4 separate regions of the Mus musculus genome follow, and regions 2, 3 and 4 are each linked to region 1. A link is a loop called in an ENCODE intact Hi-C map of the cell type or tissue named here. Cell type or tissue: heart. All regions are shown on one strand.

The links. Hi-C counts contacts between places; a loop is a spot of excess contacts. Peaks named below come from ENCODE experiments on the same cell type or tissue, not always from the same donor. Only the 100,000 strongest peaks of a DNase experiment are listed, where the experiment ranks them.
Region 2: it touches region 1 in a loop (3-fold over the local background); 10 of 42 quality-filtered maps call a loop at or near these places.
Region 3: a loop joins it to region 1, with 9 times the contacts of the local background. A loop is called at or near these places in 3 of 42 quality-filtered maps.
Region 4: it touches region 1 in a loop (5-fold over the local background); 9 of 42 quality-filtered maps call a loop at or near these places.

Annotation. Positions count from the first base shown.
Region 1 is chr6:131,291,340-131,296,339 of GRCm38, forward strand. It overlaps Magohb (mago homolog B, exon junction complex core component), which reads right to left and starts at 1,905. Exons shown (of 5, transcript NM_025564.2): 1 at 1,733-1,905. The coding sequence starts at 1,826. In heart, no CTCF peak of the experiment used is centred here; a DNase peak (open chromatin) is centred at 1,882; H3K4me3 peaks cover 2,056 bases; H3K27ac peaks cover 1,204 bases.
Region 2 is chr6:131,351,037-131,356,036 of GRCm38, forward strand. It overlaps a transcript of Styk1 not described here. Among named protein-coding and RNA genes, the nearest start is that of Gm22362, 27 kb to the right of the region's middle. In heart, a CTCF peak has its summit at 2,809 (motif pointing left); a DNase peak (open chromatin) is centred at 2,685; H3K4me3 peaks cover 676 bases.
Region 3 is chr6:131,385,887-131,390,886 of GRCm38, forward strand. Ybx3 (Y box protein 3) reads right to left here and starts at 2,564. Exons shown (of 10, transcript NM_139117.2): 1 at 2,132-2,564. The coding sequence starts at 2,369. In heart, no CTCF peak of the experiment used is centred here; DNase peaks (open chromatin) are centred at 1,805, 2,085 and 2,595; H3K4me3 peaks cover 3,216 bases; H3K27ac peaks cover 2,196 bases.
Region 4 is chr6:131,416,961-131,421,960 of GRCm38, forward strand. No RefSeq gene overlaps it. Among named protein-coding and RNA genes, the nearest start is that of Ybx3, 31 kb to the left of the region's middle. In heart, CTCF peaks have their summits at 2,047 (motif pointing left) and 4,816; no DNase peak of the experiment used is centred here.

The DNA of each region.
Region 1 (5,000 bases):
TCTGCCCCCAGAGTACTAGGATTAAAGACTCAGGGAAGCTGGGCGTGGTAGCACACGCCTTTAATCCCAGCACTCGGGAGGCCGAGGCAGGCAGATTTCTGAGTTCGAGGCCAGCCTGGTCTACAGAGTGAGTTCCAGGACAGCCAGGGCTGCAGAGAAACCCTGTCTCAACCCCCCACCCCCACCCCAATAAAAAGACTCAGGGAAAACTTTTTTTGTTTTGTTTTTCAAGGTCTGATCATTTACTTCTTTGTCTTAAACACTTACTGTTTACTGGACTCAGACTTAAAAGTAGAAGCTCTCATTGAGGACAGTCTATGTCTCTTGGAAATCTGTTCCTGGTATTTTTTTTTTTTAAGCTTCATTCTCTAGGCCAAAAGTTAAGCTTATTCTGTAGCTACCTTGTTTTTCTTAGTGTGTTGCTTCTTGAGAACAATACATTGGAGATGGTGTTGTTGAAGGACAAGTGACGTAAGTAGATGCTGAACCTTGGGTGCTTTCCTCCTGGATTTCTTACAGCCACTGTTGCAGGGCTTTTCAATAGTTCATTAGCAGACATCGTCTTCTTTAGAGTTACTAAAATGCTTTAAGATTCTGCTAGCTTGTTGGGACCAAAAACAGAGGGACAGGGGCTCAGTCCAGCAGTATCAATATTTTTTTACAATAACCAATTTGAAAGCACTCAGATTGGCATTCATAATATATCAAGAACAGACCTGCAATTCCTCTCTCCAGCTCTCCTTGGTCTATAGAAGTATGCCCCTTACTCAACAGCAGGTACACTCTGCTCTGGGTCAAGAAGCCTTGTTTTGTGGGAAAAGCTTGTTTGTCATTCCCCCAGTCCTTGGTTGTGACTGGGACCACACAACACTTCCCCTCTTCACCCAGAGCATCAGCGGCTACCCCTGTGGCCATTTGCTTCTTGCTGAAAGTATGAAGTTTGTATTGATTGTCCCCTTGAAAGAGTTCTGACAGCTGGTGGCTAGGAAGGAGATTTTCAGACTCATTTAGACAAGGCTGGCCGACTGCCTAGGAGGTGGCACAAAAAGAGCTTCTAGGAGCATTTCCACTGACTCCCTTACCTTTGGCCATCATCCACTAGTGAAGAACTGTATTTCAAACCTGACACATACCACATTCCTGTGTTCAGACACGGGGCTCCTCCCCTATAAAGCAGCTTTAACACATACCATGAATGAACGAGTAGGCCAAAGAGGTCACCTAAAGATTCCATGCATCCTCTGGAGTATCACTTGATAATTCTGTTAACACTCCCGGAGCACAGGTTCTCTGCTCTAAGTTTCCGATTCCTATATGTTCAACTTTTCAGGAGTGGCAGAATTCGCTTTTCTGAATTACTTTACAGCATTTTTTTCCCTCTCACAAACATAACCCATGTCTGCTCTCACAAATACAGCACAAGCCTGCTACAAAAGCAAAGTCTTCCAATGTTGGAATGAAACCCTTCAAGCCCTTCTGGGAGTCTGGGGCATGGTGACACGCCTGTCATCCCAGCATCCCAGAGGCTGAAGCAGGAGGATCGTGAGTTCGAGGGCGGCTTGGACTACACAACAAGGCCCTTTCTCAAAACTAAACAAGTAAATTGAAATAAAGAAGAAAGGAAACACACACACACACACACACACACACACACACACACACACACACACACACACGCTGAAACCCGCTCCCTGGGCGGCTCGCCCTCCCTCGCAGCCCCTCCGCCGCTCACCGTCCGGCCGAAACTCGAACTCCAAAAACTCGTGCCCAAACTTGCCCTTATGCCCGACGTAGTAGCGAAGGTAGAAATCACTACCCATAGACATTTTTACCCTCGGTAAAGCCCGCTATACCGCGGGGCCAACGTGCCGCCGGCGCGAGGTAGTGACGTCACGGGCGCAGGCAAAGCGCGTCACCAAGGGCGCGTTTACTCCGGTAGGGAACGAAATCCCGGAAAACTGAAGAGGAAGCAAGAGACCCCCAAGAGAACTGAAGGTTCGCATTGGAGCCACCACGATCTCGAGCGCTTTTTTTTTTTTTTTTTTCTTTTTTTGGAAAAGATTTTCATGTCTTCGATTTTTACGTTTTAACTCTGTGACGATGTTATACACGTACATGATGAATTTTAGTCGCTCCCACCATGTTATCTTCTCTCATCCCTTCTCCGCTGAACCAGTCTTACCAATAAGCCCTCCTGTACGTTTACGCCTTGTTTTTGTCTGGGTTGAGGGGAGGCTCACCGAGTTTAATAAGGGTGGCTTGCATGAGCGCGTTGGTGGATACAAAGTCCCGGATTTCATTTTGGCATTCTATATTTTGGTTGAGCCACACTCCACCTCTTCCTCATCTACTGCCCCCAACCCTTGGGCCCAAATTATTCCCGCTGCACTTTCTTGTTAAATGTATCCTGTTACACTTCCCACTCTATTTCTTTAACCTACACTCAGTATCCTCTCTGGTTTAATAACCTACACTCACTAGCACATAAATACACTCATACAAAAGCTAAAATTCTATACAAGATTTGTCTTAATACTTCATCATTACCTCACTATAATAATTGCCAGATTTGTCCGTTTTCCTGTATATTTTATCTTAGCAAAGAAATAGCTAGGGATTTTGTTTCTTTGTTTTCTTCTCGTTTGTTTAAATGGGCTTGGAAGGAACAGATGTAAAACCACTTTTACTTTCGAGTTGCCCTATGCTATAGGTGTGTCTTTTTCTGAGTTTTGAACTAAGGTTTACAAGCTGTACTTATTGTGGGTATCTCTGATCTCGAAGCACATTGTAAAGTGGGGTGTGACTCTACTTCCTGAAACTGGTGAACTGAGAAAAGATACATTCCGGTGGCAACCAGAACACAATCTACCAGAGTCCCTTTTGGTAATACTTCAAAATTTCCAGTAGCTAACAGCCCAGACGGAGACACAGAGTAAAATGAATCTGTCTGGTGGGAGTTTGATGTTTAAATAGCACATGAAACTGAAAAGTCCAGATAGTCATCATAGAAGAGTTTTTCATAGTATACTACAACTCATGAGTCACTAAGGGTTAATGGTTAGTACCCTATATATTTGCAGGGCTAGGTCACAGTTCTCAACAGTTTGAGTTGGAAAAATACGGAACATCCAAGTGTAGTCTTGAAGAGCACAAAATGACAGTGAACTGCACCCAGTTCCCTCGTTCCAATTCCTGATCACCTTTCTTTTAGCACCACTGAGTAATCCTATCGGTGACTGATGGCCTTCTGTCACAATCCTAAGAAAAAGAGTCCAGTCTCAGTACTGGTCCCACGTAACCTTGGACAAGTCATTATCTCTCAACCTGTTTGATCATTAACTAACTAGATACACAGTGATCAACTGCCAAACACAGACCTGAGAAAATTAAACAACATGTATATGATATGCTTTGAAATCTATGCAACACGAGTTTTAACAAGCCTTTTTCTATGTGCCAGAGCAGATGGAAGTTAGTAATAAAGCAATCACAACATTTACACCTTCAGAATAAAAAGAAAGCAAACATATAAGGCAAACACCAGCAAAGGGAAGTAACTGGTATAGTAAAGAATGCATGCAATAGAACAGCTCTGTATGAAAAGGGCAAGTAGTTTTATTGGGGGGTGGAGTTAGAAGTTTACAAACAAGGGTGGTATTAAAGAAGACATATAAAAGGTGCTATTTGAATTGACTTTTTTGGTGACCATATTCTGTGAATGTCTTGGCAGTATAGACAAGCATTTCAGTGCCTTAAAGTAAAGCTGGGTGGTGTGAATGTTTGTATTTGGGGAAAGAAAAAAAACCCCACAATATCTACACCTGAAATCAATAAGTTGCTAGACTTATTGGGGTTTGAGAAAGTGGAGTAACTGTCAAAGCAAGTTGGGGCAGGTTCTCTTTGGCCTTCTTAATAGTTATGTAATTGTTAAATTTGCTCACTCCTGTAGTGGGGTGGTAGGCCGCTATTTAGGAAAATATATTAGAGATGTAAATCAACCTTACCATCAGGATGCCCAACCCTTTCAATTTGTCCAGATTTGAGAAGGATTTTTGGGAAGTAAGGGATGGAAAACTTTCAGTTTTAAAACTGAGAAGGACCTGATTTATTACAAGAATAATTCACAGAAACTTAAGCAATGTGTTTTTATAGCCTCTGTGGAAATATCAGCTAAAATCCCTTTCACTGAATTATACAGAAAGGCTTGTTCAGTGGCCTTAGGATGGCTCTCTGTGCATTTCCTTTAAAATTTTCACACATGTATCAAGTTCATGTTCCTATTTACCTAAGTAGAACTATAGATGTCAGGATTTAAGCCTACTTAAACGCAGTGTAAAATACACACAGTGTTAAGACTTTCTCTTTTTTATTAGATATTTTCTTTATTTACATTTCAAATGTTATCCCATTTCCTAGTTTCCTCTCTGAAAATCCCCTATCCCCTGCTCCCCAACTCACCTACTACTGCTTCCTGGCCCTGGCATTCCCCTATACTGGGGCATAGAATCTTCCCATGACCAAGGGCCTCTCCTCCCATTGATGGCCGACTAGGCCATCCTCTGCTACATATGCAGCTTCCTTAAGTTGGCCCATTATGCTCTGGTCCCCTACCATTTCCTATGAGTTCAGACTTGTCCTCTGGAACTTACATGTTTTTTAGATAAAATAGAAAACTACTTACCTAACTCTCCATCTTGTAATCAAGATTGTATCAAAATGGGACCTTTTGAGATGGTAGACCCCGGGGATGTGGGCAGGTGTTTTGTTTACTGAGTTCTTAAATGTGGCTAGTGAGACAGGGGAAACTAATTTTGTGGAACTCTTAATTTTTATTAATGTAAAATAATATTTAAATATCACATGTGGCTAGAGTTTCTGTCGTTGGTTAGCACAGCTGTGTAAGGGTCTCAGCTATCCATAATCAGACTGGAAGTAGTGAAACATACTGTGAACATTTTCCTTTTTCCATTATTGGAGTTCCAAACTAGGGTAATTACATT
Region 2 (5,000 bases), 60 kb after region 1:
ATGTATTGCTTTTGGAGAGGACTCCAGTTCAGTTCCAGCACCCGACTCCAGTGGCCCCCAGCTGCCTGCAACTCCATCTCTGGATGATTAATGCCTCATGGCTGCACTCACATGAACATACCTACATTATGGTGTATGTGTCTATGTATGCAAGTAATATAGACACACACGTAATGTAAAAATTAATTAAAGACAGCCGGGCGTGGTGGCGCATGCCTTTAATCCCAGCACTCGGGAGGCAGAGGCAGGCAGATTTCTGAGTTCGAACCCAGCCTGGTCTACCAAGTGAGCTCCAGGACAGCCAGGGCTATACAGAGAAACCCTCTCTCGAAAAACCAAAAAAAAAAAAAAATAATTAAAGAAAAGCTGTTGGAGAGAGAGACAGAGACAGAGAGAGAGAGAAAGAGAGAGAGAGAGAGAGAGAGAGAGAGAGTGCTAAGGGTAAGAGGGTAAGTGACAGGGCCGTGAGTTCATTCTCCAGTAATGAGAAAAACAAGACAGAGGGGTGGGGAGTTGGGGAGATGATAATCAATGCAGTACAAGACTAAGAAAAATTACTCCCTCTTCCCACAATGCCCATGCCCTAGATCTCTGGAACCTATTAATATCTTGATTTTATTAGTATTAAAATAGCAAATGGGAATTAACATTGCAGATGGGATTAATCAAATAAAGAAAAACAGAGTGAACCTGGTGTGTCACAAGTATCCTTAAATGGTCAAGAAGGAGGCAAAGCATCAGTGGGAAGGACTGAAGCATCAAACAAACCCAGACAGTGTGGGGTGTGAATGTGAACAAAGAGGCATGAACTCGGGAATGTGCCAGAAGCTCTAGAAACAAGCAAGACAGAGAACTGACTTTCCTTTAGAGTCTCCAGGACAAGAGATCATCCTACTCATGTTTGAATGTGTGTTTTATGCCATCATTTTTGCTTTTGTATGGTGTGTTATTTTGTATTGTGTGGTTGTTTTGTATGTGTGTGTGTGTCCATTGGTTACAGTAGCCGCAGCACAGGTGAGATCTCACAGCTTAACAAAACAGAAGCGTAGACTCACAGACCGTGCAACTTCAGAGCATGTCACGTTGTTGTTGAGACCACAGGGAGAGGTGCGGAAGGTGGAAGGATGATTCTGTAGGAGACAGCTGAGCAGCCCGCAAGAGGTCCTGACTTTCTCTAACACACTTTTAATAGAATGTAGCTGAGCACATATATAAAAGACTAACCTGTTGTCATGGGTTGAATTGTGATTCCCCCACCTCCATTCATATTAGATATAGTAGCACCTCCTATCCCCAAATTTGACATTATTTAAAGACAGAATCTTTCAAAAGATGAGATAAGTAGGATTGGTGTTAGCCTAATATGACTGATCTACTTACAAAATAAATGAAAGGGAAAGGCAGACAAACATAAGTGGGGAGGGACGTTATAATATAAAGACAGCCATCTACCAACCCCAGAAAAAGGCCCAGAATAAATCCTTCCCATGGAGCGCAAGAGCAACAGTCCTAAAGACATATGTACTTAGTTTTATATGTACTTAGTTTCTATAACTTGAAACTAGAGTTGGTTGTGCAAACCCTGATTTTTTTTCTGGGGGTGGGGGGCTTGGTTATAATTTGCAATGGCACAAATACTTCGTGTTGTCTCAGTAAAAGGATCAGTCTCATGGCTGTGAGTGGAGATACTGATGGCGGCAAGATGATAAAGCAGGCAGTTAGCAAAGTCCAGTGTCCATCCAGGTCTACTGAAGCGTGCCGGCAGCCCCTGGCTTTTTTCCTACATCCACTGATGGCTCTTACTAAAAAGTGGGGGAAAGACATGGTCTTATATACAGAAGAAGCTCACATGGAGAGAAGAATCTTTACAGAAGGAAGTAATACAAATGAGAGAGAGGAGGAGTGAAGGACGGATGGAGGTGAAGGGAGAGGGAGTATGGGGAAGGAGAGAGAGAGAGAGAGATTAAGGAACTGAGAGAAAAATGGGTTGGCCCAACAAAGGACAACATGCAGTTTTGAAATATGATATAATACAAATATTACCTCATTTAGAGTGTCCATGGCCTTGTGCAGTAACTGTAATCTGAAAACCTAATTCTGAGACTGAGCGCGCTGAACCCAAGGTACTCATTACAGACCCCCAGGTAAGTAATGTGCCCTCATTCTTTTTATACTCTCTTGGTCCTGGCTGTTCCTTCTCAGAGAATCTCATCTTACTGTTCTCTTTGGCAAAACTGAAGTTTTCATGTCATAAAAAGCCAGAAGTCAAAAGCCACAAGACACTTATTCCAAAGAAATACCATCAGCGCACCTTGGTTCTCATACAGCCAGCCTGGCTATTCCACCTCTAGTTCCCTCTCCCTTTCCATTCTTCTCCCCAAACGTCAAACCACCCAGATTCACCCTCTGTACCTCTCCCTCCCTCTGACCGCAGAAGCCAAATGGTACCTTGTCCCTCCTCTGGTCACTCTGGTTTCAGATGGAGCTGGCCAGTCAGGGGACTGGAAGAGACAGGTGAGGCACGGCAAGGTTTGCCAGCTTCAAGGAAAGGCTTTCCAGTCTCAACTTCCTCCAGTGGGGCGTGGCTGCCCTCAGAGGATGAAGGAGGAGCGCCCCACAAAGGGAAATCTGCGGGCTCTGAGGTTTCCGGAACTCAACCACACAGCAGTCAGCAGGAAACCTCCGCTGAAACTGTAAAACTTGGACTTGTTGCCAAGCGACGCGCTCATTTTCGATTGCGAGGTGAATGAACAGTGCAAGAGAAAAGTCTGTTCATGGAGAATCAGAGTCATGGTGAAGGCCAACAGTGCCACCGCCTGGCAGACCCTGCAGCAGCCGTTTCCCCGGGAATTTGCAATTGTCTGGAAGACTCCAGGCATGGTTCTACCCAAAGGCTTTGCCAGGTGCTACAAGACCAAACGAACCGCCACCACGACACCGAGAAACCTAGGAATAATAAATACAAAAGAAAGTCCTAAAAGCACGTTATCAAATATTTAGTACGATGCTTTAGAAACCCATTATTTTCTGGAGCCTCCTTCCTTTTGGGGAAAGGTGTGTGGGAAAGTGGAGTTATCCTACACTCCTTTGTCTAAGCCCTCTTGATGTACAGTTGAAGCATAGATGAGAATTATAATTCAAATGGTAGAGTTATTTCATCAAAAGGATATTTTTAAAACCTAAAAGATGTTCAATCCTGAGGCACACTGCTTTGAAACGGTTTCAAAGACATTTAACATCAAGTGATTCTTCTTACTTTATCTGAGAGCAAGGAGACCCCAAAGCGACCGCAATGCCTACCCATGCCCCCAAGATTTCCCTGAAATGTTTTCCTGGCAACATAAGATCACCAGAGAAGCTCTGATGGAGCTGTGGTCAGATCTGGAATCTCTGCAGTGGTGCCTAGTACCTTAAGCAATTTCCCCGGTACTGAGGAAATTTAAGCCAGGTGATCGAAACCGCGGGACCCAGATAGGAGAAGATGGGCTGGAGGTTTATGAGGTCCCTTACCACACTGAGGATTCTTAGAGTCATAGAGGGAAATTTTTGTAAGGTTTAAAAAAAGGTATTGTGTGGTCAGCTAAAAACAAGGAAGTAAATACGGGCTGTTACTCGCAGCGTGACCTTGTGTTAACACTGGGTTGGTGTAAATCAGAGAATGTTGGTCATGGGTAAAGGTCCATATGTGAATTATGTTAGCTTTAAGTTCTGTCAGCTCAGTCATACGTTAGTTTTCTATTGCCGATTTAACAAATTACACAAATGAAATTGCTTGACTAACATAGATAGCTCTGCATGCTGAATTTTCAACAAAGGTCTCCTTGTACTAAAATGACTGTATATATTTCTTTCTGGGGAATCTGGAGAAAGATCGGTTTCCTTGTTTTTCCAACATCTAAGACATTTCCCAGACTCCTTGGTCTGGCCCAAACTCCTGGCTACTGTAGTCATTATCCACGGTGGAGCGTCACTGCTGGGTTAGCTTCCGACTCTGTTTGGGCTTTCTCAGGAACTGCTTCCAGACTGCTCACTCCATAACTTTCTCTTCCACCTTCAAAGCTTGAAAGGCAGTAACAGGTGGCGCCCTTTCATGTTTTTTTTTTTTTTTTTCAGTCAGAGAGATCAAAGCCAGGACCTCACATAGACTAGAAAGTCCTTTACCACTAAATTACACCCCCAGCCCTAGTTTTCTTTTGGGAGAGGGTTTTTTGGGTAAGTCAGAGGTTAGGAAATTGGGAAGGGGGAAAGATTCTCACTGAGAGTGCTTAATGCTTTCAAGACAGACAGCTCAGCAAACAGTACTCAAAATGCTTGCTATTTGGTTGAAAATGGACCAGTAAAGCACTGTGGGGCTCTAATCTGGCTGATTCTGTCAAATAGACAGAAATGACAAATAGCTGTGCCTTCCTGACCCAACATCCAAAAGACCTAGAAAGGTAAGTTCACAGCAGTACATTTGGTTAGCTCTCATCTTCTGTCTCATATACCCATCCTGACAGTTGGGTTTATACGGAGCAGCCTTTAACTGACTGCAAGATTAAATCAACAGGCATAAAATGTGTTTATTTCTTCTTCTATCAGCCTGACGAGGTGGAGTGTCAGATGATCCTCAGCAGATGACAGTCTTTCAGCTAGCCTGAATAAAGCAGAGGCTTGCTACAGCTCTTCTGTGTACTTTATTGGTTCACCTATCCTGCTTTCTGACAAGAAGTATTACCCTTGCCCTGGATTCCTGTTTTCACTAAAAGTTTTCCTAACGTTTTACTGGTGTCCATTTCCTGTCTGGGAAAAATGCTTATGGGAGATGTCACTAACCTTAGGCTGCCTCATCCAAAAACCAGATGATTTCTAGTTATGCTGACAGTTTCACTATGGATGATCTTGAAGTCACTGGAAACTTACACTGGCCTGGCATATTCTTGTGATCCTCCTGCCTCAGCATCTTGAGTATTGGTAATACAGGAGAGCGAAGTCACACCTAGCATTTATGTGTTTGACTG
Region 3 (5,000 bases), 95 kb after region 1:
CAGGGAAGTCCGGTTTGGATAAACGGTATGGCCTCTACATCAGGATTTACATGAGAGGATTTTGTTTCTTTCAAAAACTCTGGATATACACAAATAAATAAAGATACACACATGGAGGCTCTGGAAGAAACTGATACAAAAAAACCACTAAGCCCAATGTGGTGGTGCACACCTGTAATGGTGGTGCACACCTGTAATCCTGCCCCTTGGGAGATAGAGGCAGGATGACAAAGAGTTAAAGGTTATCCTCTGCTACAAGGTGAGTGAGGCCAAGGCCAGTTTGGGCTACTTCATGTGACCAATCTCAAAAATAAATAAATAAATAAATAAGTAAAAGTGCAAAACCAAAACAGATACACAAAGAAAAGAGGGGAAGTCAATGATAACAGCAGAAGGGGGAAGATGGGCAAGATTCTCAAGTCTGTTTTCACACAGTTGATGGTGTTTCTTTCCTTCTCAAAGTTATTTTTAAAAATACTAACTGTACAAATATCTATGATCAGACAAATTCATTCACACTTTTAATACTATATTCAAGTACACAAGAAGGTGTTGGTTGGTAAAATACGCCTACCCAGATCTTTTTACTTGAATAAACTTGTTTTCCCTAAAGGACTACACGGTATAAACCAAAGTTAAGGCCCCTTTGCAAAGACCAGAATGAGAGCGTCCAAGATATCCATTTCAGTCAGTCCTGAGTCCAGAACATTTTGGATATCCGTGTGTCGGCCTGGCACAGGAGATGGCAGACCACATCGGACAAAGACAAACAGTGCTCAAAGTGTCAGGTGGAGGCTTGCCCTTCATTTTCTGAGTCTGGACTTTTTGAGGTGGCAGGATGAAAGACATCAGACTCATCACCAGGTATCTGGCAGAAACAGAACTAAACTGCTGGGGATTGCGGAAATTAACCTTCCTTTATCGCCCTACCACCACCACCCACCTCCCACCCCCAATCTCCAAAGATATTATCTACTTTTCTTATCTCAAAAGTGCAAGGATCAAGTAAAAACCTGTAGGATTCCATCTGCCCTTAGTAAGGTATCATTAAGAACCTGCTTCGGCTAGCAACACAGGGTTCTATCTTTCATTTTGTGTGGAAATGGTCCAAGGAGCATCTTGGTAGAAAGTGCCACAATGTAACACCCACAAGACCTTTAAGGAACTTTTTAGTGAGAGTGGGGAAAAAAAAAATTGGCAGGAACCAAGTTTTTAAAGCCTTGGGAAAACAAGAACCAGAGAACTGTCAGGGGTGGGGAACACCGAATGGTGTTCTATTTCTTCCACAATTATTCCTTCAGCTTTCTCGCTAGAATGGGGAGGAAGCTCAGAGAGCAGGCGAGCCCAATCGGCCCCACCCAGAAACAGTGAACATTTCTGAAGCATCCTACACCATCTGTTAACTTTCCTGTTTCGGATAGCAAACCACATGCGCACGCACACACCCTCCGGGGAGCTTATCCACCACCCACCTGCTAGGCAAGCTTGTGGAAGGCCTCACACCGGGCGTTCCTTAAGGAAGATGAGGACACCCAAATGTGCGACAAAATACAACAGCCACAGTTATAAAACCTCTGCCCCGCGCCCCGCGAAATCTCCAGTCCCCACCTTCCCTTTCCCTCCAGTAACAAGTCGTAAGTGTTTTGGACACTCGTCCTACTCCACTTCCGACTAAGTTTTCCCGGCCGTCACACCACGTGTGTTCCCACGGTGCGGGAGAGGGGATGGTGCAGCAATTGGAAGGTACTGGAGGCTCTTTGCATCTGTGGGCACAGTAAGGGGAGGCGAGTGCCCGCCCCAAGTTTCCCGGGGCGTTGCAACATCCCTGTGCCGGCATGTGGCCCGCAGGAGCATGGCGGCTGTCCCAAGCCCACGAGGGAAGGGTGTCAGAGACAGACACCTGACCCTCCCAGGCCTAGGGGGTAAAAAAAAAAAATACACCACACAATAAAATCTTCCCAAGTCACCCCTCTCGTGCCTTCCTAGTGTCCCCTCCTCCCCACCGAGGAAACGTGCTGCTTTCCCGACCCACAGCCAAGACTCCCCAGAGCTGGCCCACGTGTCCCAGCCCGCCCTGCATCCACGTCCATCCTCGCCCGCCGTCTCTCCCGGGCTGCAGGCAGGGACTCACCGAGAACTTTCTTCTCCGCGTCCTCGCCGCCCGCGGGGGCTGATGAGGCCGGGGCGGGCCCGGGGGCTGCGTCTCCGCCGGGGCTCCCCGCGAGCAGCGCGGCGGGCGCCGGGGCCTGGGGCGCGCCGCTGGCCGCCGGGCTCTTAGGCGCGGGGTCCGGGGGCGCCGCGGCGGGCGCGTCGGCCGCGGCCTGCGGGAGCGTGGTGCCGCCGGTGGTGGCCTCGCCCGCCTCGCTCATGCCGCCTCTCCGCTCTCTCCGGGCACCTCGGTGGCGGTTGGCGGCGGTTAGCGCGGTGGCAGTCGCGGCGTCCGGCTCGCTCTCGGGGAGGCCGGTGCGGATCGCGCGGCGCGGCGGCGGGCGGCGGCTCGAGGGCTGGGGACGCGCGCGCTCGCGGTCTCGCTGGATCTCCCGGCCCCGAAGATGGCCCCGCGCAAGTGCTCGCGGGCGGCGGGCGGGCAGGCGGACGCGGGGCGGGGAGAGAGAGGGTGGGGAAAGCCGCCGTAGCTGCTTATTAGCATTTAAAGGCGCCCGCGCTACTCGGCAAGGCTCCCGGAGCTGGTTAGTCCGGGGATGCGGGCACCCGGGCGAGGTCGCCGCGGAGCAGAGGAGACATACCCTCCCCAAGACGTCTTTCACCTGAGCCTGCTTCCTGAGAGGTGGAGTGGGCCCACAGCGCCTTAATAAAACAAAAACAAAAACAAAAAAAAAAACCTCCTTTACATTTGCACATCCAGCAGATACCAGAAAGTATTCTGGGCGCTGAGATAGGAACTAGAGTAACCTGGGAGCTGTGGTTAGCCCGCTCCAGTATTCCTAGTACACAAGAGGCTGAGGCTGGAATGTCATTGAGAGTAGCCTAGCTTGGGCTACTGAGGCTGTCTTTCAACTATCCCTCCTTCCAAGTAGTAACACACACACACACACAAAAAAAAAAAACAGACAAGGGGTTGGAGATGTAGCTTAGAGGATCCAGTGCTCGCATGGGTCAGTTCAAGGTCATCATGAGCAAAAGAAGTTTGAAGGCTGCAAGAGATTCTCTCCAAACAGCCATGTGCGTGCGCCGGAATACCGCCCCTACTCCCCAACAAAACAAAACAATTACTCTTATAAAATCAAAAGGCCTCGTTTAGCGACTCCACAAGTGAGAAAATTAAAATCTAGATCTTCCAGAATGACTGCAAATGCAGGGTTTACACCTGTCAGAGGCAACAGATAATAAGCTGTTAATATGTATTTAATAACCTACGTTGAAAGAGTGGAATAAATCCACATGATACCTTTTGCTCGAGTTGGCTATAATTAGCACTAAACTGGGGAAAGCTTGAGCAACTCAGAGTAAGGCCTGCAAGATGCCTCAGCAGGTAAAGGCTTGCCTCCAAACCTGACCACCTGAGTTTCTTCCCTGGACCTACCAGATGGAAGAAGATAATCAACTCCAAGTTGTCCTGACCTCCATACATGTGCCGTGGCAGCAGCATGCGGTCCCACCACCCCCATAAATGTAAAACCAAAAAACAAACAAACGAAAAATGTATGTTTGAGACAGGTTTCTCTGTGTTAGCCCTGGCTGTCTTTGAACCCGGCTCTGCAGGCCATACTAACCTCTGAGAGATCCTCCTGCATCTCTGCCCTCCTCTCCTCCTGGGGCTGAGATTAGATTAAAGTTGTGTGCTGCTCTGCCAAGCTTAAGAACATTTTTAAGGACAAGGGAACAAGAGTCCTCCTGGTCGCTAGGATGAGACCTACAACATGCAGATGACCTCTAAACACTCCCAGCAGAGGAGTCCACATTACCCTTTACAGAGTGAAGCTTAACACTTGACCAAAGAACTGAGACCTGTACCAAAGACTATCTGGAATATAGGGCCATTTTGCCCCTGCAGCTCAAAATAGTGTCCCAAAGGGGCTGTGAAAAGAGGCTAAGTTATACATGTTTTCAGTGTCTGGTCCAATGAAAGTGTTCTTTTAAAATCCCCTCTTTCCCCACATATTTACCCTCCTTTCACCCGCTACCCCCTGGAAATTGTTGATCAAGTTACCATCTGCCATCAAGATGGTAGTTCTCATGTGCAACTCAAGTTTTGGCATTTCCACTGGTTAACACAATCCCAAGCCTACAATGTGCACACAGTAAATGTTTGCAAAATGAAAACAACACAGACCAGATTATTCCACAGCCATGTACTTACCAATGAAGTTGTTATCAGTGTAGTGCATCCATGACACATACAATTTTTAAGAAACAAATGTTGGGCAGGTGAGATGGCTTAGCAGGTAAAGGTACCTGTTGCCCCACCTGATGACCTGAATTCAATTCCCAGAACCCACCAGGTACAGGGAAGAATGGACTGCAGAAATCGGTCCTCTAGCTTCCATACTTGTGCTGTGACAAACATGTCACCCATACTTACCGACACACACACAGACCTACAAATAATGAAAATGTTAAAAAGCAAATAAATGTAAATTCTGGACAGGGTTGGGGTATCTTAGCCTTGAAATACCAGTACTTGGAGATTAGAAGGAAGATCATAAATTCAAGGCCATCCTGAGCTACATAACTAAATCTCACCCCCCCTGCCAAAAAATATAGACCAAAATAAATAAGTAATCTTTAAATTTTTTAAAAAGTTTAATTGTAAGTTCTCAGTTTTTAAATAGTATCACTGCATGTTCCATACTGAAATCAAATGAAAATATGAATATGAAATGTGAATAACATTTAAGAAGTTGTTCTTAAATGTAAAATATAGGTGTTGCTTGGGAAAGCCCCATGCTAATGGTTTTATAGTTAAATTATAAGTTGTGCTTTATGCTGGTGAGGGTTGGCCATTGCTTTTCTTATCCTAACAGAATGGTGATCATTAC
Region 4 (5,000 bases), 130 kb after region 1:
AGCTCAGAATCTCCTTCATTGATAATTACTACTCTCAACCATTTTTAATTATACTACAGCTGTAGAGATTGTGAATAAAGGAATCAAAGATATGAGTCTGTCTCTTTTAGTCCCTGGAGGTAAAGATGTGTGAGAGGGAAGAGAGTCAGTCCCCAGAAAGAAGCAATGTTTTGCACATGACAAGAAAGGCATGGAGAGGGGATTCCAGAGGAAAAAAATACAGGTTAGGAATCCCTTATTCTAAATGCTTGAGACTAGAACTATTTTAAGTTCTTAAATTTTTCTTAAGTAAACTTCTTATGTAAATTTACATGTATATAAAAAGAGGCCCAGTAGGGAAGAGATCCAAGTCTAAACATGAAATTCATTTCTGTTTCACACATACATTACACACATTGCCTGGAGGTAATTATACATTATATTTTTATTGCATCTATGTTTTGAGTGTGACTCATCCCATGAGGTCAGGCATGGAATATTCCACTCATGGTGTCAGGTTGATACTCACAAAAGCTTTGACTTTAGAACATTTCACATTTCAGGTGTTTTACTTTTTGGAGGGGGATCGGGTTTCACTCTGCAGTGCAGGCTGATCTTGAACTCATTGATATCCTTCTGTCTTAGTCTTTGGAGTTCTGGGACTAGAAGCAGGAGCTGTCACTTCTGGTTCTGGTTATGTGTAATATGGTTGGATCATGAGGGTCTGTGTTTTATTTTCATTTCTGTTGCTATGATAAGACATTTGATAAAAGGAAGCAGAGGAGAGAGAGGAGTTTGTTTTTGCTCACAGTTGCAGGTTATAGTCCATCAATGCAAGGAATTCACAGAGGTGCAAGTTTTGAAATAGCTAGGCACATCCACAGTCAAAAACGGAGAAAACAAATACATCCATACCTCCAGCTCAACTCCCTTTCTCTGCTTCTATTCAGTCCAGGAACCAACCCTACAGAGTGGTGTAACTAACTTTTAGACTTGGTCTTCCCACATCAATTAACATATCCATGACAATTCCCTAAGGATTGACCACACAGGCACACCTGTTCTAGATTATCCTTCACTTTCCCAACCAGCTGACTCTAGGCTGTGCCCAGGTAACAGTTAAAATAAGCCATTACAGCATGTATAAAAAATTATAATAACTTCAGGTGCTTTTCTGATATTTTATTTCAACCTTCTGTATCAAAGAAGCGTTTTTATCTTTGTATACTTTAAAACACCTCATACTTACTTTAAATGCCATTTTTTTCTCTTTTAACTCAGTTTGGATGAAATTCTGTTGTTTCTCTTTTAAGATAAGAGCCAGTATGGGGTGGCACCATTATTTCATGGTGCCAAGGGTTGAACCCAGAGACAAATACCTGTTAGGTAAGTGTTCTGTTGTGGAGCCACACTCCCAGCTCCTCATGGGTGGTTTAAGCTACAAGGGACAGATCTGAGTGACCCTGATATAAAACCCAAAGTGGGCATTGCTACAGCTGTCTAGTGTCATTTTGTAGTGACTAGAAGATGATTTATATTAGCCTGTTCTAAAAAGGAGTCAGCTTGATGGTGCTCCCTTGACGGTGCTCCCTTTCTCTTATCAAGAAAACAGTGAAAGCACCATTTCTTGTACTAGTGAGTATATAGAGGAAGGAAGGGCCCTTCGGGTTAGTTCTCTTCACAGGTGTCAGCTTGCTGTAGGATCCTGGGCATTCAGCTAAGGCTGGAATTCTACCTCCATTGTTTACTTTCAATAACTTGGTATTTTAGTAGCTTATCTTCCCCCTCCCAGTTGTCTCACTTTCTTTCGAATCAGTAAGGGATTGATTGGTAAAGCCTGCTTTGTGTGGCAAAGGACCTAGATCATAGCTGAACCTCCTCTGGGAGTCATTGGTCCCACTCTCAGGCTTTGTGTGTGGCCTTTGTTCTACTGGCCCCAGCAGCCTGGTGACTTCATAAAAACAGGGAAGGGAGAGCTGTAAACATTAGCTTCTGAAGAAGACAGTTTCTGAGAATCTAAACTTGCCATTTATTTTTACTCAGTGTTATTGCCACCCAGTGGATTTGTTGGGTAATGAAACTAAGGCTGAGAAATCAAAAGTGGAATGAAGCCAAGCAAAGTGCATTCCAGTCTTTATGAGTCCCCTCTTCCAGCACTGGGAGAGTGAACCCAAGTTGTTTTGCTGGGGCTTGAGTGAGATCATTACATAATACACTTTCATCCCTTCCTCTTCAGTTTCACATGTAAAAAGCAAGTTCTAGGTAATTTGAATTTTAAGCCTGGACAGCAGTGAATGTAGGAAGAGAACCTAAGATCTCCTGATGTCTAATCAAATATTCTTCCCTTTAACATGGTTGGATAACAAATACTATTAGGGCAAAGAATTGATTATTTTCTCAATACTATCTCATAAACAACTCTTTTATAATACAAAAGTGATAATTATAAGTAATTGATCACTTAGAAATCTGCCTTATAGCATCGTATCTAATGTGGTGCTGCCCTTTTGTTGTTGTTGTTGTTGTTGTTTTTTCCGAGACACGGTTTCTCTGTATAGCCCTGGTTGTCCTGGAACTCACTTTGTAGACCAGGCTGACCTCAAACTCAGAAATCTGCCTGCCTCTGCCTCCAGAGTGCTGGGATTAAAGGCATGCGCCACCACGCCCGGCAGGTTCTGCCCTTTTATGGTTGATTTCCTTGGAATTGTTCTTCACCTTTTAGAAGCATTTTCTGTTGCTCTCTTTTTATGGATGTGCTGCCCATGGTCACACTCTAAGGACCAGGCTCCATTTACTCAAGCCTCCTTGAGAACTTCCTGTTTCTGTCTACTTCCAAAGACACTCCTCAGCCTCAGAGAAGCTCTGTACATGCTATTACCTCTATGTTCCACTACGTCCTGTCTGCTTCTGAGCCTGTGGGTTGTAGTGGTTCATCTTCCTCTTTTGAGGTATTAGGGAGTTCTTTCAGCATTTTACTAGTTCTTTAGCCAGGTGATCAACTCAGAAAAGTGCCCCGTCTCATCGTCTCATCATCTCATCTTATGTTGAAGAGCACTTGAATTGTCAGCATGCATTCAGTCACTATGCATTTATTAACCCATTGTGGGTATCCCTTCCCTTCCTTTCCACTTTCAAGCACCTTTCTTTCTTTTATCAAGGTGGTTGAGATGCAGAGAGGAGGGCAGATTAATTTTAGAATATTTAAGTCTCATGGAAAAATTCTGTTCGGATTCATGACTTGATAGAACAACCTAGAGAGAATTGACAGTTTAGAATCATCTTCCCAGCCTTAAACTTGAGTTACTGCTCTTTGTCCTACCTCCATTAACTCTCAAAAATGTTCTGATTTTCTTTTAGAGATCTGACATTGATGTTTTGTAAAAAGCTTTTTTTTTAAACTTCCCTTTTCTACTGGTCATTGCTGTTCAAACTACAAGTATTTACATGCTAGTTATTTTAAACTTTAGTCAACTTTTACCTGTACAACTTATTCATTGATTTAAATACTGTCCCTTGGTTTTGCTTGGATTCTCAAAGACAGTCATAATGACTGACCTTTGCCCATTTAATAGTTATGCTTTCTGTGTACTTTCCCATTCTTTCTTTTCTATTTCTGGTTTTTAGTGAACTCATTCCCTCCTGTGTAGGCTTTGTTTTCCTTGACTTACCATGAGTGAGTGTGTGTGAGACCGTGAATGTGTGTCTGTGTGTGAGTGTGTATGCATGGCTATGTGTCTCTGTGTGTGTGAGTATGTGTGTATTTTGTGGAGGTTGATGTTTGTGTTTTTGTGGTGGGTGTGGAAGCAGGGCTAACCTGTTGGATCGTTTTGCATTCCTTCTCTAAGCAGTCATCTTAATGAGGGCCCTAGACTCCCCAGTCTTCCCTGTTTGCCCTAATTATAGGTTAGGAGAGTCTAAAGACTAACCTCAGCCTTTATCAGATGTTTTACCTGGTTGCTCTCTCAGAGGAGATATGCCCTCTCAAGGAAGTACTCCAAATCCCTACATTTTGAAGGGACAGAGGCAGTTCTAGTTTTCTGTTCTTTCTTCTTTTTTTAAAGTTTAAGTTTTTATTTATTCTTCTTTCATACATCACAACCGCAACTTCCCCTTCCTCCACTCTTTCCAGCCCTGCCCCCCCCCCCCCCAATGCTCCAATCCTAGACTCACTCCTTCCACTCCAGTCTCTCCCCATCCCCTGAAAAGAGCAGGGCTCCTAGTGATATCAACCGAACTGGCACAAGATACAGTAAGATCAGGCACACAACCCTTACATTAAGGCTAGACAAGTTAACCTAGTAGGAGGAAAAGGGTCTCAAAAGCAAGCAAGAGTGTCAGATACCCCAATGCCCATTGTTAGGAGCACCCTCTCCCCTGAAAGGAAAAACAAAACAAAAGAAACAAACAAAAACCAAACCAACAAGAAGCTAAAAACAACAAATATGCACAGGACCTCGCCCCGACCCCTACAGGCTCAGCTACTGTTGCTTTAGTGTCTGAGTTTTAAGACCTATTTAGTTGGCTCCGCGGCCTTCATTCTCCTGGAATCCTCTACCCCTCTTCTTCATGGGAAGGTTCTCAAGCTTTCAATGGGGGGCAGATTGAACGGAGATCTCCAACCTGGGCTCTTTCTTGGCCTTAGTTTTGGCTGTGGGTCTCTATATCTGTTGTCAACAGCTACTTGATACAGCCTTCTCGAGTATAACATTATATAGCATTAGGTATTTCATTGATTTTCCCCACTAATCCAGACATTTTTGTCTACCCTAGGTCTCTGGGCTCTCCAGCCTCCTATTCCTAGCCATCCAGGCAGCATTGGGAGTGGTGTCCCCCTTGTGGCTTGGGCCTCAAATTACACCAGTCATTGGTTGGCCACTCCCACAAATTCTGAACCACCATTGCCCTACACATCTTGCAGGCAAGGAAGAGTGAAGTTTTTGCTCCTTGGTTGGTGTCCGAGTCACACCTTGTCTGGTTGCATAAGATGGACCGTTCAGACTCTGAATCCTCCATTACTAGCA